2 separate regions of the Homo sapiens genome follow, and region 2 is linked to region 1. Evidence: chromatin loops called from intact Hi-C (ENCODE). Cell type or tissue: thyroid gland. All regions are shown on one strand. Each heading gives the region's core, and the rest is flanking DNA. Links, peaks and the distances in the headings are about the cores only.

The links. Peaks named below come from ENCODE experiments on the same cell type or tissue, not always from the same donor. Only the 100,000 strongest peaks of a DNase experiment are listed, where the experiment ranks them.
Region 2: it touches region 1 in a loop (1.8-fold over the local background); 1 of 110 quality-filtered maps calls a loop at or near these places.

The regions. Positions count from the first base shown.
Region 1 is chr10:86,855,091-86,858,008 of GRCh38, reverse strand. All of the region lies in intron 2 of BMPR1A (bone morphogenetic protein receptor type 1A), which reads right to left. It also overlaps the pseudogene RPAP2P1. Among named protein-coding and RNA genes, the nearest start is that of BMPR1A, 100 kb to the right of the region's middle. RefSeq lists an enhancer at 1,536-2,117. In thyroid gland, for the core only: no CTCF peak of the experiment used is centred there; a DNase peak (open chromatin) is centred at 1,673; H3K27ac peaks cover 1,034 bases.
Region 2 is chr10:86,798,149-86,801,066 of GRCh38, reverse strand. All of the region lies in intron 1 of BMPR1A (bone morphogenetic protein receptor type 1A), which reads right to left. Among named protein-coding and RNA genes, the nearest start is that of BMPR1A, 43 kb to the right of the region's middle. In thyroid gland, for the core only: no CTCF peak of the experiment used is centred there; a DNase peak (open chromatin) is centred at 1,346; H3K27ac peaks cover 2,500 bases.

The DNA of each region.
Region 1 (2,918 bases), core at 204-2,703:
TTCCTTTGAGTATAGGTTAAACTGAGTGACTTCTTCTAACAAACAGGATACAGGAAAAACTACAGGCTTCTGCCTGTAATAACAGCACTTTGGGAGGAACAGGCAGGAGGACTGCTTGAGACCAGGAGTTTGAGACCAGCCTGGTCAACATAGCAAGACCCCATCTCAATTTAATTTAAAAAAAAAAAGAAACGAATAAAGTAATGACTAGGTCTTAAAAGGCACTGCAGCTTTCTCCTTGTTTTTTTTTTTTTTTTGGATCACTAGATCTGGAGAAAGCCAGCTGTCACAGTGTGAGGATACTCGAGCCTATGGGAAGGCCCATAGGGTGAAGAACTGAGGCCTCCTGCCAACCACCATGTGAGTATGCCACATGGAAGTGTATTCTCCCCGAGTCAGGCTTTCAGATGACTGTAGCCCCTGCTGACTTCCTGACTGCAACCTTGTGAAACATAAAGATTAGAACCACATCCAGCTAGGCTACTCCTGAATTCTTGTAAATTAGGGTTTCATGTCATTAAGTTTTGGGATAAACTGTTATGCAGCAATGATAATTAACACACTTATCTTGCATTCCTGGGATAATTTCAATTTGTCATTATTGTATAATAAATAATGTATTCAGTCTTTGACCCTAGTTCTTGGGAGAGAACCTCTAATTCATGGAATTTCCTTGGTAGTAGGAATGCCTTTGTTACTCACGAGCCTCATGGATCATTCCTGAGATTATGCTAACAATTGACTCAGAATGGGGGAGATTATGCTAACAAGATGACTCAGAATGGGGTCTGCTCACCAGAAAGGCCACCATGTGTAGAAGGATGGGGTTTGAGCTAGCCAAGCCTCTAAGGAAGAAAGGAGAGAACACTGAAAGTTTGAGTTCAATCACATGGCCAATTATTCCATTACACCTACATATAAAATCTACACACACCATAGCTCAGGTAGGCTTCCTCATTGGTGAGCATACTGATGTGTCAAGAGGGTGACATACCCTGATCCCAGGAGAAGAGAGCACAGAAGCTCCATGTTAGGAACCCTCCCAGTACCCTGTATCTCATTTGGCTGGTCCTGATCTGTATTCTTCATAATTAAAGTGTAACTTAAGTATACCACTTTCCCAAGTTCAGTCAGTTAATTTATAAATTATCAAACTTGAGGGGATTCATGGGAACCCCCAGATTTGCAGCCAGTTAATCGGAATAACAGGTGGTCTGGGGACCACCAAACTTTTAACTTGTACTCGCAGCAAGGGCAGTCTCGTTGGGAACTGCACCCTTAAACCTGTGGAGTTTCATGCTAACTCTGTCAGAACTGTATTACAGTCAGCATTGTAGACATGAGATATATACATATAAAATATTTAAACATAATACTGGACTTCTTTTGCTCCTATCTTGTTAGATTTTACACAAGCAAGACTGGTCTATAATTTATTTCATATTAGCCATGCTTGGTTTTGGTACCAAAGTTATACTAGTCACAATAAACTGAGGAACTTTCCTTAATTTGCTATTCTCTGGAATGGCATGTGTAAATCTGGACATACCTACGACATGGACAGTTTAAAAGAATTCACCCTTAAGATAACGTGGGCCAGGTAGGGAGATGGTGCCTCGGGGCGAGACTCTGGAGCTGGTCCAGACCCGCAGACTACTCTCTCCCATGGCTGACTGCCCTGGGCTGCAGAGGGCCAGGGCTCCCACCATTCTCGAAATGCCACAGGTACTAAACAGACAAGTACTTTGAAACAAGAAGATGCTTCTAAAAGGGGAAGTTCATTACACCTGCTCACTACAACGATGTAGTGAATGAACATTCTATTGTCAAACTCTGTGGTTATCCTTTATGTCACAAGAAGCTGGGAATTAAATATAAAATTTCAAAACCAATAAAGTCTATGATATTACTGAAAGAAAGTCTTTTTGCAGCAATTTTTGTTATGAAGCATCTGAGTTTTTTGAAGCACAAATTCCCAAAACTCCAGTACGGTGAGAGGCATCCAGATTTTCAACTGCTAAAGGAAGGGCAAAGTGGCCATTCTGGAAAAGAAATAGTTATGCAGTAAAGCCATTAAAACATCAGATATCAACAATCCTAGCCAGTTTGAAAAGCAATATGAATCTTCTAGCAATTGTTCTTCCAGCACTCATAATGACAGCAGCAGTGATAATGAGCAAGACTTTGTTTCCTCCATTCTACCAGGAAACAGACCAAATTCAACAAGTATTAGACGACAGCTGCACCAAAAAAGCATAATGAAAAAGAAAGCTGGTCTCAAAGCTAATGCCAAACACAAAGAACAGACAGTAGTGGATGTCACTGAGCAGTTAGGCAATTGCAAATTAGATACTCAGGAGAAAGCTGCCACATGTGAACTTCCTTTACAGAAAGTAAATACTCAAGAGTTCTTCAAATAGTACTTTTTTGAAAAGTACTATTTCAAAAAATAGAAATACTATTTTCAAAAAATAGAAATACTATTTCAAAAAATAGTACTATTTCCTGAAAGATTATAGCTTCAGAAAATTCTGAAAGTAAATACAGTAGGTCAGAAATAACTCTAATAGGCATAAGAAAAGTATGGAGCATTTTAACAGAAAATTTGCCAAATCAAACCAAGTTTCTAAGTCAGTGTCTAGTTCAGTGCAGGTGTGTCCTGAAGTGGCAAATAGAAACTTACTTAAAGTTTTGAAGGAGACTTTGATTGGGTGGAAGACAGAAGAAACTGAGGTTTTTGTATGGCCAGAATTATGCTTCTGTGTGTCTGAAACCTGAAGCCTCTCTGGTTAAAAAACTTAGCGACGCAGGGTGTGGTGGCTCACGCCTGTAATCCCAGCAGGTTGATCACCTGATGTCAGGAGTTCGAGACCTGATGTGAAACCCTGTCTCTACTAAAAATACAATAATTAGCTGGG
Region 2 (2,918 bases), core at 324-2,823, 57 kb after region 1:
CCCATATTTTTAACATCTATGCAAACAATATTTCCAGATAAGCTCATATTTACAATTACTGTCATGCAAAACATACAAAGTTTCTTGCCATCTCTAGACACTTAGGAAGTTTCTCATCATACGTAAGTACGTGAAGATTATTTTCCTCACAGCGGCACTACTAATTTTATTCTCACTTTAAAATAATCCCTTTCAATGTCTGAATTCCTCTTCTAGTTAGTTTTTCATTACGTATCTTCTCCACATATATTAATTGCTATGAATTATGTCTTAACTCCTAAGAAACAGGACTTTTGACAGATATAAATAGAAATGTTCATTATTTTCGCAAAGAATTACATGCTTTCTTGTTTTTCTTAAAACACAAATCGCCTGGCCAGGTGTGGTGGCTCATGCCTGTAATCCCAGCACTTTGGGAGGCCGAGGCGGGTGGATCACTTGAGCTCAGGAGTTCAAGACCAACCTGGCCAACATGGTGAAATCCCGTCTCTACTAAAAAATACAAAAATTAGCTGGGCATGGTGGCGGAAGCCTGTAATCCCAGCTACTTGGGAGACTGAGGCAGAAGAATCGCTTGAACCTGGGAGGCGGAGGTTGCGGTGAGCCGATTTCACATTGCACTCCAGCCTGGGCAACAAGAGCGAAACTCCGTCTCACAAAACAAAAACAAAAACAAAAATGGCCTTATTTTAGGTTTCCCTCTTTTGATAGGAACATGAGACTATCACTCCCCCCTCGGCTCACTATATGAAGAAAGAGTCCAAATGCAGTGAGTGATGGCAACTGAGAGCCGGGCAGATGGCAGGGAGAACAGCCTACTTAGCTCCACTGAGGGCTGCAATTGGGAATACAGGCCCTGTGCTGCCCATCTTACCATTTTTCAAGATGAGTCAGAAATCTGCATTTTCTTTTGAAAACTCTCCCAATTTTTAATTGTTGGCCACTAATTTTTAAAAAATTACATTATAAGCCAAAAACATGCCTACAGGCCAAATCCAACTGACAGGTCACTAGTTTGCAACCTGTATGTTAAAGAATCATGGTTCATCTACTATTCTTTTTCTTGTTTTTAGTTAAATCTTCCCTCCAAGCAGAGATATGTTGTTTTTCTATAATATACCCACTTAAAGACTCAAAAGACTACCAACAACTGCCATTAAACATCTCTCTTTTAAAAAGTAATTTACTATATTTGCATTTTGATACTGGTTTGGGATGGGAAAGAAATTCATTTTAAATTTACAATTACTCTTGTAATCACAGCACGCTGGGAGGTCGAAGTGGGTGGATCGCTTGAGCCCAGGAATTCAACACCAAGTGAAGCCCCATCTCTACAAAAATACAAAAATTAGCTGGGTGTGACGATGTGCGCCTGTTGTCCCAGCTACTCAGGAGGATAAGGAGGGAGGATCACTTGAGCCCAAGAGGCAGAGGTTGCAGTGATCCAAGATCACACCACTTCACTCCAGCTTGGGCAACAGAGCAAGATCTTGTCTCAAAACAAAAGAAAACAAAAAAAGAAAGAAAGAAAAGAAAGAAAAGAAAAGAAAAGAAAAGAAAGGAAGGAAGGAAGGAAGGAAGGAAGGAAGGAAGGAAGAAAGGAAGGAAGAAAGAAAATGTACAATTACTCATGAAAAAAAGTAGTTATCAGTAGTTATTTGTAGAGCACCTGCAGTGTGCCCAGCACATTACTAAGCATTTTCACACTCTAGTTTTCACGAAAGCCTAAATTACCTTGTGAAGTTGATATTATTATCTCATTTTACAGACGACTTGTAATAGTTCACAAATTTCTCAGTTTTTCTTTCTCGGCATTCAGAATCCAGCAGAAATGGTTGGTTAGGGTTGCCTTTTGATAGGTATCATCAATCAATGATAATTACAACCATCTTAAATCACAGTAACAAAAATGCAAGGTAAAGATTTTGAAGGACAATATCCTTTGAAAAAAACAGCTAAAACTTTAACTCCTTAAGTTCTCCATTTTCACTAATGTTCCCTGACATCCCTTTAGTAGTCAGTTATTTTCAAGACAAGTAAAATTGAAGTCAGCTCTTCTTTTTGGTTAATATGTTCCTTTCCAGAATCTCTAAAAACAAAGTCTTGCAAAAACCAAAGCTTTTTTATTAACATAACAAGGACTAAAGGAACACCACTGACTACTGACACAAGGCACAGTGCTCAGCTCACATGCAATAAAACAAGTCGGATTCCCCACTCACATGAGCTTACAGTTTCAGTTTCTGAGAATGGAAACAGATCTGAAAGTAATTATGGTAAGTGCAACAAAGGAGATTTAAAACAGGATGCTGGATAGCTTTCACCAAGGTGTTTAAGTAAAAAGACATACTGGGCAAAATCTCAATACAATTGGAAAGGTAGAAAGACAAACTGCTCCCTTACAGTGAAGTGGTTCCTTTAAGATATTACAAGGCCTGAAGTCTTACATTAACATCTTATAAATACACAGTTCTACTCATATTTTATATGTCCTAGAGATTCCATGTTTAAGCCTTTAATTTTGATCTTTTAAAAGCCACTCATTTTTCTGTAAAACATGCATAAATAATAAACTTCAGTATTTTAAAAAGTAAAACCCTCATCAGGATTTAAGTTCTAAGGCTCAAGGAACATTTAAGTAATTAAAGCAAATTATATATTTATAAAAATAACAGACAAAACCAATAGCATTTATCAAATAATGTGGAAAGGATAATTGTTAAAATGCTACTTTTATTGATAACATGTAAAAACTTAGTATTAGTTTTTTAAGTATGGAAATTGTGATGAATGGTCTAATTACTTGGTTTTTGCAAAGATATAAAATGTCATACGGTAGTAAGCTACAAAAGCTAAGTGCCAAAATGAGTCATAATTCCCTAGTAAAAAAAAATAGGACTAAAAAAGGAATACCTCTA